Linked DNA regions of Homo sapiens: region 2 is linked to region 1. Evidence: chromatin contacts called from ENCODE Hi-C or POLR2A ChIA-PET data. All regions are on one chromosome and are shown on one strand. Each heading gives the region's core, a stretch centred on a gene start or an enhancer-like site at or near the end of the contact. The rest is flanking DNA. Distances are from core to core; before and after follow the strand shown. Region 1 has its middle 20 kb from the start of CRYGN. Region 2 has its middle 24 kb from the start of GALNTL5.

Region 1 (5,658 bases), core at 2,133-4,632:
TTTTGTTCCTTGTATTGTGTATGTTGTGTATTACTCGACTAGATTTGGCTGGAGTGGAGACAGTGTCTCAGACATCTTTGATTCCAAGCTCCTCCTAGCACAGAGCCTATAAAATAGATACTTTCTACTGTGCCATTTTAATTTCCTTGTAGTTTGTGTGTGTGTGTGTGTGTGTGTGTGTGTGTGTGTATTTTAAGTTATTAGCAGTTGCCCTGGGAATTACAGTTAACATCTTACTTTATTATAACACTCTAGTTAAGATTCATACCAACTTAATTTCAATAGCATACAAAAGCTTGGCTCCAGTTCCTCTCTCATTTGTGCTGCTATTGTCATGCAAATGACATTTCTATATATTATATGCCCATCAGCACAGGCTTACAATTGGCTTATGAAGTTGCCTTTTAAATCAAATAGAGAAAAGAAGTTACAATTAAAAAATACATTGATGTTGTCTTTTCTACATGCTTATGTGGTTGCCTTTACAGGTGCCCATTATTACTCCTCATTAGGATTCAAGTTACTGTCTAGTGTCCTTTTCTTTCAGCCTGAAGGGCTCCTTTGGTATATCTTCTAGAGCAGGTCTGCCAGCAATGGGTTATCATGGGTTTTGTTTATCTGGGAATGTCTTCTTTATTTTTCAAGGATAGTCTTGTTGGGTATAAAAGTTGGGGGGAGAGTTTTGCTGTCAGCACTTCTACTTACCCAACTTATTCAGGTATTTCATGAGCAGCACTCAGCCTGGAGCCTGCAGGCTCTTGTGTAACCCCAGAAACATAATGGCTTCCCAGGCCCCCTGTGGGCATCTCATTTTCCAGTTTCTGTTAGCTTGTTGTTTGCCCCAGTGTCAACTAAATTGCTGCTGATTGTTTTGATAAACGTCCCCAGGGAGAAAGTGCTGGGTGAGCCTAGCTCAGAGTCAGGTCACAGGCTAGCTTGCAGGTGGAACCACCAGACCAGGCAAATGAGGTCACTGAGCTCCAACCCCAACTTGACCCTTCCTGTGGCTGCTAAGCTGCTGAGTTTTATGGGGATTGCTGCTGTTGCTTTCAAGGCTACCAGGGAGCTCAGGGGCAGAGGTTTGGAGGGCTGTGAATAGGGCCAGTAAAAATGCCACAATGCTCACTGCTCTGAGGTTCAGCCAATTTCCTTCAACACTCCCTGGATTGTTATGAGCCTTTGGTTAATTTCCGGAGCTCTGGAAACGTTTATTTTTTTGGACAGTTTTTGCCAGTGTTCTCATTAGGTTCCTGGGGTCCTTACTGCACAGTTCCTGATGGTGTGGCTGCTGAATGAATGAGCAGAGGCGCCTTTGTAGGGCACCACCTTCTGGACAGGTTCTTTTGAATTTAGCCTGCACCTGTTGCTGTGTGATTAAAATTCCCCACCATGTATACAGTGCATTGTGCTGCCATTTGACCTGTCGTTATTGAGTCCACCTGACACCAGCTCCCAACAAAGAAGGGCTGCTCCTGCTCAGTGCCCTCTGCCATTGTTAATACAAACAGACTGAGATTGCAGCTGTACCCAGAGGTCTGAAAGTCACTCAGATGCCCCAGAATGTGCTGCTGCCTCATAGCAATGCTTGTAGAGGTCTGGGCTCTCAGGGGAATATCTGTAGTGCCTGCAGGCTGCTGCCCCAGTCTAAGAGGTGTGCACACTGCTGCCTTGCCCCTGTGCCAGAGCCTCCTCAGCAGAGCCTGAGGTTCCAGGAGGTGTGTGTGCTCGCAGAAGCCTCTGGATGCTGTGGTTACTCCGGTTGCCCACACTGCCTAGCAATCCTTGAACCAGGATGCCTTCAAAGCATTCCTTGGGAGATTCCAGAACCATTCCACCTCGTTACCCTCCCCCAAGAAGGGGATGTTTTATATAAAGAAAAAAAACAATTTTTGTGTTGCCCATCCTCCCTACCTCAATGACTTCCTAGAGGGCAACAGAATGGCCAGGTGAGAGCTGCTGTGGGGTTAGAACTGGAAAGAATCAGATCTAATTTAACATCCTTGTTTTCAGATCATGGAACCCGAGGTCCAGAGAGGTCAAGGGGCAGCTACTTGATCCCCCACTTAGTCTGTGTTTCCACCACACCACATTGGGACATAGCCCATGAGCCTGTCCACAGGGAACCCCAGTCAGAGCTTCATCCCCAGTCAGGGACAAAGACTTGGAACATTCCGGTCCTGGCCCCCTCTACAGCTAATAAAAACCTTTGGGCAACTCCTTTATATTTTGTGATCTTCTTTTATTTTAAAACTTCCCTTCACCAGGGATCGTTGTCACAGCCAAAAGTATGAAAACCCTGGATGTTTCCAAAGTGCTATAGAAGCACCAAGCCACAGTCCTGAGGACGGGTGTGCTAACCTCAGACTGCCAGCTGGAGCTCTCACCTGGTGTCAGGGTCCCCGTGAGTTTCTGCAGCTTCACGAGTGCCCATGATTGTGTATCTCCAGCAGCAGTCGGTGCTGTGGGTGGCTCCGGAATCCTGCAGTGCTGCCATCTTATTCCTGGGCTACACATCCAAAGCAATACGGAACACCACGACTTACCCCAGCAAACGAGTTTACCAAATCCGAGAAAAAATATTTCATTCCAGTCTGGCCCAAGGCATCAAGAACAGTATGATCTACTAAGAACTACCAACACAGTGATCCGAGGATTGCAGGCCCGCCCTCGTTCTCATGTCCAGCATGCTGAAGGTTGCCTGTGCGGTGTCACTATTGGTCCCCAGAGCTCAGTCCCACACCTGCCCAGCCAGACCCTGTGGCAGCGCAGCAGATTGTGTCCTGGCCAGGGAGGCTGCTGACCTGCCCAGTCAGCTTCTGAGCGGTGGGACCTCAGCTCCTCATCTGCAAAGGAGAGAGTCGCCTGGGAGATGACTCTGAAGGTCCCCCCGGGTCCCACATCTGCCACAATCTAGGAAACAGTCTTGGATTCGTAGTTTCACAAGAAATAGCACAGGATTCGGGAAATATTGTGGCCTCAGCAGCCAAGACCTTTCACCCAGTTCCTCCTACTGCCCAAGAAAGCCCCGGGCAGAGCTGTGCCTCCTGATTTATTCCCTACAAGAACACAACAGCCAGCTGGCAGGCTCCTGCGAGGAGAGAGCCTCTGCCTGCACCGCGTGGCTGCCGCCTGGCGTTCTGTATATCCCTCCACTCCCCTCCTGCTCCCATCATCATCAGATCAGCAAGGAATTCAAGTACATCAGCACAGGACTCTGTGGCTGCCTTACGGGGCGCGGTTGACGAGGGTGATATGTGCTGAACTTTACCCTAAAAGGCTCAAGCAGGAGGACAGCAGGGAGTTACAACTGGAGCAGCGGAAGGTCACATTCCTTAGCTCTGACGTCGGGATTTTTATTATCCCATAACAGAAATCGTTCCAAGGCGCAACCTTTTCTGTGTCTGGGGCATTGTTGTAAAGTTGTAGAATGACAGTAACAGCTCTAAGCCAGCGCAGCCGCCTGGCTCGGCAGTTACCACATATTGGCTTGTATCAGAGTGACCTGGATGGCTCGCTGACACAGGCTGGCTTCCCCCGCACAGTCCCTGATTGCAGAGGCCCCGTCAGGTGCAGGACATCTGCATGTCTTCCAAGTTCCAGGGACGCTGCTGCTGCTGCTGCTGCGAGCTCAGGGGCTGCATTTTGAGAAGCACTGGCTTGGACAATAATGGCACAGGGCTCTTATTGTCCAGATTAGGAGGGAGCACGGGCCGGAGTGACAGGACTGTGGGACCGCAGAGGTGGCCAGGCCACTCACCACCCCCTGGGGACTTGGACTGAGGGGGGCTGTGGGTTGAGTTGCCTCCCGGCAAAAGGCATGTTGAAGTCTTCATTCCCAGTACCTGTGAATGTGACTCTATTTGGAAATAGGGTCATTACCAACGAACAAAGTTAAAGTGAGCACATACTGGATTAGAGCAGACCCTAAACCAATGGCTGGTGTCCTTAGAACAGTGGTCCCCAACCTTTTTGGCACCAGGGACCAGTTTCATGGAAGACAATTTTTCCACGGACTGGAGTTGAGGGGATGGTTTCAGGATGAAACTGTTCCATCTTAGATCATGAGGCATTAGTTAGAGTCTCATCAGGAGCATGCAACCTAGGTCCCTCGCACGCACAGTTCATAATAGGGTTCGTACTCCCATGAGAATCTGAAGCCACCGCTGCTCTGACAGGAGGCAGAGCTCAGCTGGTAATGCTTGCTCGCCCCCTGCTCACCTCCTGCTGTATGGCCCAGTTCCTAACAAGCCACAGACCAGACCAGTCCATGGCCTGGGGGTTGGGATCCCTGCCTTATAAGAAAAATAAATTTGGGGCCGGGCACGGTGGCTCACGCCTGTAATCCCAGCACTTTGGGAGGCCGAGGCGGGCGGATCATGAGGTCAGGAGATCGAGACCATCCTTGCTAACACGGTGAAACCCCGTCTCTACTAAAAATACAAAAAAATTAGCCGGGCGTGGTGGCGGGTGCCTGTAGTCCCAGCTACTCGGGAGGCTGAGGCAGGAGAATGGTGTGAACCCGGGAGGTGGAGCTTGCAGTGAGCCGAGATGGCACCACTGCACTCCAGCCCAGGCAACAGAGTGAGACTCTGTCTCAAAAAAAAAAAAGGAAAAAAAAATGTAGACACAGAGAGGCAGAGACTGGTATACCAAGGACTGCCAGCACTTCCAGGAGCCAGGAGAGGCCTGGAGCAGATTCCCCTCTGAGCCTCCAAGAAGAAACCAACCCCCCAACACCTTGGTTTCAGACTTCCGGCCCCCAGAACAAGAGAATACGTTGCTATTGTTGTAAGCCACCCAGTCTGGGTTACTTTGTTATGGCAGCCCCAGGAGGCAAACAAAAACAGAGGGCTCCTTCAATGTGTGGCTTGCAGTTGTTTCTTGTTTTTGTGTGTGTGTGAGAGAGACAGAGTTTCGCTCTTGTCGCCTGGGCTGGAGTGCAATGGCGTAATCTCAGCTCACTGCAACCTCTGCCTCCTGGGTTCAAGCGATTCTCCTGCCTCAGCCTCCTGAGTAGCTGGGATTACAGGTGCCCACCACCACGCCCAGCTAATTTTTTTGTATTTTTAGTAGAGACGGGGTTTCACCATGTTGGCCAGGCTGGTCTTGAACTCCTGACCTCAGGTGATCCCCCGACTTTGGCTTCCCAAGGTGCTGGGATTACAGGCGTGAGCCACCACGCCCAGCTGTGGCTTGCAATTTTAAGACCAAGAGAGCCCCTGGCAAACTGGGGCAAGAAAGGATAAGGAGCCCAAATGACAGCTAGCCAGAACTTTCATGTCTACAAAGGAGAAAAGTGATGCTCAAAGTTGTGATCTGCCAAGAGTCGCCAGTGATATAGTTTGGATGTGTGTTCCCTCCGAATCACATGCTGAAATGTGATCCCCAAGGTTAGAGGTGGGGCCTGGTAGGAAGTGTTTGGGTCATGGAGGTGGATTCCTTGTGAATGGTTTGATGCTGTTCTCATGTTAATGAGTGAGTTCTCGCTCTGAGTTCATGCAAGACCTGGTTATTAAAAAGAGTCGGGGTTCCCCTCCCAATTCCACCTCTCTTGCTCCCTCTCGCCACATATGCTGGCTCCCCTTCACCTTCTGCCATGATTGGAAGCTTCCTGAAGCCCTCACCAGAAGCAAATGCCAACACTATGCTTCGTGTACA
Region 2 (5,658 bases), core at 1,137-3,636, 470 kb before region 1:
TTACAGGCATGAGCCACCGCACCCAGCCTCTTTCTTCTGATCTTCGTTCTCAGCTCTCACCAAACTGGCTTAGAGACTTCACTAGGAAGATGTGTCCTCCGCCATCCCAGAATTCTACAGGTAAGTCTTTCACCATCTTTATAGCCCAGTGGTCAAATAGCAGCTCGGGATCAGACAGGTGAGGCTGCATCAGTTTCACTTCCGCTCTGCAGTTCATTATCTGTGTGGCCTTGGGCAGCGTCCGGGACTTCTCTGATTTCCTGTAAACCAGGCTTGCTAATGCTGCCCCCATAAGATTGTTGTCATTTTAAAACAAGAAAATTCAGGCAATTCGTGTAACCTGGTGCTTGGCACATGGTGAAGGCTCGATTAATGGTGGCTACTGCTCCTTCCACCTGGCTGCCCACTGGGAGGACAGATGACAGGAAAGGAAAGAGCTCTGCTGACGGTCGGAAGGTAACGTAGTACCATCCTCTATGAGCAGTAAAGCTGAAGAAGCCCAGTATAATGAGCCAGCACTCCCCTTTTAGGATATTCTAGAAAAGTTCCCATATACAGACAAGGAGGCAAGGCCAAGTGTGTTCACCACAGCATTGTTTGTTATGAGGAAAAATGGAAATAACCTAAATGTCCCAGAATAAGAGAACTGGTAAATATGTTGTGATATTTATACAACCAATAGCATACAGAAGAGGAAAATGAATGAAACAGAAACACAAGGAAAAACTTCAAAAGTATAATATTGTGGGAGAAAAACAGATTGCAGAATAATACATGCAGTGTGACAGTAACTTCTTATAAAATTTCAAACATATAAAACAGCAGTGTGCATTGTATTGGCACACATACATGTAGAGAAGTATAAACATATGTATGGGAGTAATACAGATAAATTCAGAACCATGATTACTTTAGGGAGAGGATATATTTAGGGACCCTCAACTGTATCTATTTTACCTTTTTAAAGGATCTGAAGTAAATGTGGGGCAAAATGTTAAGATCTGATAAAGCTGGTTTGTGGGTGCATGGGTATTTTTATATTATTCTCTATATACATTTAAAAAGTCTGTAATATTTCATAACAAAAAAACTAATGGTCTTACATGTTGAAATAGTACTCACAGAAATTAATTCCTTATAACCTATAACATTCTTCATTGTATCTATTAAATATGATTGGTTTTGGCGGGGGGGCGGGGGGGCCGTGGTTCACACCTGTAATCCCAGCACTTTGGGAGGCCGAGGCAGGTGGAGTCAGGAGTTTGAGACCAGCCTGACCAACATGGTGAAACCCTGTCTCTACTAAAAATACAAAAATCAGCTGGGTGTGGTAGTGGGCGCCTGTAATCCCAGCTACTCAGGAGGCTGAGGCCGGAGAATCACTTGAACCCAGGAAGCGGAGGCTGCAGTGAGCCGAGATCACACCACTGCACTCCAGCCTGGGCAACAGAGCAAGCCTCTGTTAAAAAAAAAAAAAAAGACTGGTGTCTTTTATTTCATAGATGGTCCACAAGAGGGAGATCTAGAATAATTATGTGTAAGGAGAACAGCCTCCTAGGGCTTGTCGGGAGTGCTATGGAAACCAGGTGTCATCGGACAGTCCTACCGCCCTCTGGCAGGAGAGGCGATGCCCCTACCCCTTGTTCCCAAACCTACACAACAACTCCTTACGGCAAAGAGGACACATCACAGGGCGCAGTGACAATCTGAACCGTGTTGTGTTTTCTTGTTTTGTTTTGTTTGAGACGGAGTCTCGCTCTGTCGCCAGGCTGGAGTGCAGTGGCGCGATCTTGGCTCAGTGGAACCTCCGCCTCCCGGGTTCACGCCATTCTCCTGCCTCAGCCTCCCGAGTAGCTGGGATTACAGGCGCCCGCCACCACGCCCGGCTAATTTTTATATTTTTAGTAGAGACGGGGTTTCACCATGTTAGCCAGGATGGTCTCGATCTCTTGACCTTGTGATCCGCCCGTCTCTGCCTCCCAAAGTGCTGGGATTACAGGCGTGAGCCACCGCACCCGGCCTGAACAGTGTTTTAAAAAACACAATGTAACAAATTGTTGGCAGAGTAAGTAACACCCAGCAGCTAGAGGAAGGGAGTTGAGAGTGCAGGCAAACAGGCGCGACCCACGGGTGTCCCTGGCACCTATGGCGGGTGCTCCCTCCATTCCTTTGGGACGCTTCCTAAGGCGCTGTTTTTCTTGTTATTCTGTACACTTGATTCCCTCGAATTCTCAGGAAAATGCTGCCAGCGGCCAATTCACCAGTAAAGAGCTTTTATTACACAATCATATAATAAATATGACCTCAGAGCTGGCTTTTATCCAGGCTAATGCCCACAGAGAGGGGACCGTGTTCTGGCCACCTTTGGAGACTGGGCTTCCTATTGAGGGTTGGGAGCCTTCTCCTAAAGAACTAATCAACCAGAAACCAGAAGTGAGTCTTAGAAAACAGCAGGCACCACCCCTCTGATGTCATCTTTGAAAGAACCAAGAAAATCTTGCCTTTCAAGGATAGAGCTCTCTCCAGTGCAGCTCACAGGAAATTAAGCACTACGTTTCAATGAAGACGGGAGTGAGTGTAAATTCTGATTTCACCACCTACTAATTGCATGCCCTTGGGGAAGCGAATTAGCCTTGTTAAGTCTATTTCCTTTCTTTGTAAAACTAGGAAAATATTACTTACATCATGTGCAAGTTGCTCTAAGAGTGAAATGGACACTAGTAGAGTGGCACATTTCTTGATTCATTTTTAAGAACTGACGGTATACCAGGTCAAGAATTTGCTCCGCTCACACCTGTAATCCCAGCACTTTGGGAGGCAGAGGCAGGCGGATCACGAGGTCAGGAGATCGAGACCGTCCTGGCTAACACAGTGAAACCCCGTCTCTACTAAAAAAAATACAAAAAATTAGCCGGGCTTGGTGGCGGGCGCCTGTAGTCCCAGCTACTCGGGAGGCTGAGGCAGGAGAATGGCGTGAACCCGGGAGGCGGAGCTTGCAGTGAGCTGAGATCGCGCCACTGCACTCCAGCCTGGGCGACAGGGTGAGACTCTGTCTCAAAACAACAACAACAACAAAAAGAATTTGCTCCATAAATGTTAGTTTGTTTTTCCTTTCCCCTAAACAAGGGAGAAAGGAATTAGTTTCATGATGGCTGTCCTGTAGAAGAGATGATGAAAGGCTTTTGCGTTCATATTGGTGCCCCATCACTAACATTATTTGGAGAAAGATATTTCTTTGTATATATGTGTATACAAATATACAGTTATACAAATATACATTGTATGCAAATAACACACATATAAATATATGTTAGGTGTGTGTATGTTTATTATACTATACTCTGGTTTCCAAAAGGGATTTGCATCACTTTAAGAAAAAAAACAAGATAGTTAAAAATCATGCAGTCATTTAAATACTTTTATTCTCTGCTGGTGGGAGTGCCAATCAGCACAACATTTCTGAAATGCATTTTGTTATATCAAGAGTCTTAAAATGTTTATTTCGGACACTTCTAGAAATTTATTCTAAGTAAATATTAAAAATCAAAGGAAACTATGTTTTAAAATAGTTTATTACAAACATTATTTTAACAACAAAATTTGGAAACTTCCCATATGCTTAACAGTGAAGAGAAAAGGTAAATAAATAATTGGAAATGCTATAATATCCAGTGAAAAATCAGGAAATACACAAAAATTGTGTATACAGTATGATTGCAACTATGTATAGCTGTAGAGACACACACACAAAAAGACTGGAAATTATCACCTATAATTTCACCATTTCTTTGTGTGATTCAGTATTTTCAAATTTTGGAAGGTTACTTTCATAAAAGAAAATATAAACATAATATTAAAACAACAATAAAAAATAGTTTCTTTGAGAGAGGTAAGAAAAGATCAATGCCTTCCCAGATGTTGATCCCCCAGCCTGTTTCAGACGTCATCCTGTTTGAGCTAACCGCGGCATCTGACGCTGCAGACCATTCCTGCTTCCAGGAATCCTTTTCCAGTGATGTCTGCAGCCCTTGGCTGTGCGTGAAGAGTGCTGTGATTGATTGATAATGCCTGACATGGGCAACGGAGAGCAGGAGTGGGGCCATGTGCTCTACGCACTTGCCATCTTTGTTCTACGTTTCCCTTGATAATTGCCCTCATTCCCATGGCATCGCTTCTCATGCTCATGCCAATGATTCAAGCCTACATCCCTCTCTCACCTCCTTACCCACCTATTCCACTCCATCTAGTCTTGCTATCAGTCGTCTTGAACTTCACAGGTACAAACTGAACTTTCTTCCTTTTCTCTTCCTACTCAGAAACTTCCCCCTTTTCTCTCTTCCCCCATTATGTCAGTACTCACCTGGTTTTTAAAGGTCAAAACCTTTAAAGGTAAAACCTTGCATCATTCTTATCTTTTTCCATCTTTTCCTCCCAACCCACTGAGTCATGGAGCCCTAGGTGTGACCTCAGAAATATGGAGCTGCCCTGGTCCGGCCTGCGTTGCTTCCACGTCCACCTATTCCAGCAGCTGCCAAACTGGCTTCTCCCTGTTTCTGTCCTCCTCCACTTTTGTTGCCAGGGTTATGGTGTCATCGTCGAAGTAGAGACTCATTTGCCTGCCTGAAGACCTCTGTTGCCACCCTTGGCCGGCTGCTGGTTCACCGACTGCACTTCCCCCGTGCCCGCCTCACCACCTGCTCCCTTGTCCCGCATTGTGGTGGCTCGTGTGCCCGGCTGGGTGCCTTTCTGCCTGCAGGGCCTCTTGTCCTCCTATCCCAGATTTAGTTCAGAGGCCTCTTCTTGGAAATGCCGCCCCAGTGTCCACAGTTGGACGTCCTCTGTGTCCTGCTGGGTGTTCCCTGCAGTCCCCCATTACCTGGGCTGGTGTCTGTGGCTCCTCCAGGAGGCACCCGTGACCCCACCACCTCGGGAGCCCACGGGGCTGACAGCCTGCTCCTAAAAACATGTTGCTGAGGTCAGGTGCGGTGGCTCACGCCTGTAATCCCAGCACTTTGGGAGGCCAAGGCAGGTGGATCATGAGGTCAGGAGTTTGAGACCAGTCTGGCCAATATGGTGAAACCCCGTCTATATTAAAAATACAAAAATTAGCCAGGCATGGTGGCACACACCTGTCATCCCAGCTACTCAGGAGGCTGAGGCAGGAGAATTGCTTGAACCCGGGAGGCGGAGGTTGCAGTGAGCCAAGATCGCGCCACTGTGCTCCAGCCTGGGTGACAGAGGAAAACTCTATCTCAAAAAACAAAACAAAATAAAACAACAACAGCAACAAATGTTGCTGAGTGAATGAATGAGAACAGAGGGGGTTAGATATTTTCACCAGAACCTGAGAAAAGACTGTCTTTGTATTTGAGCATTCCATGTGTACGATATTCCTGGTAGTTATGAAAGATCAGAAGCAGAAGGGATTACACAGTTCTCATTGTCTATTCCCGTATTAGATCTTTAGGAGGAAGAACTGTTTTGGGCCCTAGGGCCCAGTGGCATTTGCTCATTTGAATCCCCTTGTCCAACACCCTCGCCCCAAGCTCCGGGGCCAGCCTGAGGAAGGACACACCGGGAGGTGTGCGTGATGATGACAGGGATAAAAACACCAGTCCTGGCTGAGTGGTGTGGTAGCTCATGTCTGTAATCCCAGCA

Evidence for each region. Hi-C counts contacts between places; a loop is a spot of excess contacts on that map. ChIA-PET counts read pairs that join two places held with the same protein, here RNA polymerase II (POLR2A). Pooled maps may share reads with other maps.
Region 2: a map of PC-9 shows a loop between it and region 1 (10-fold over the local background). The contact joins two enhancer-like sites. A Hi-C loop is called at or near these places in 1 of 168 maps with a recorded cell type or tissue (PC-9) and 7 of 50 pooled maps. POLR2A ChIA-PET finds 5 or more read pairs at or near these places in 1 of 52 experiments (activated CD4-positive, alpha-beta T cell).

The regions. Positions count from the first base shown.
Region 1 is chr7:151,457,740-151,463,397 of GRCh38, reverse strand. No RefSeq gene overlaps it. Among named protein-coding and RNA genes, the nearest start is that of CRYGN, 20 kb to the right of the region's middle. RefSeq lists enhancers at 525-1,076, 2,177-2,844, 4,182-4,850, 5,575-5,658. Within about 2 kb of position 3,382, at least 30 of the 41 ENCODE cell types and tissues checked have a DNase peak (open chromatin) inside an H3K27ac peak, as active enhancers do.
Region 2 is chr7:151,929,304-151,934,961 of GRCh38, reverse strand. No RefSeq gene overlaps it. Among named protein-coding and RNA genes, the nearest start is that of GALNTL5, 24 kb to the left of the region's middle. RefSeq lists enhancers at 1,489-1,538, 1,559-1,658. Within about 2 kb of position 2,386, at least 11 of the 41 ENCODE cell types and tissues checked have a DNase peak (open chromatin) inside an H3K27ac peak, as active enhancers do.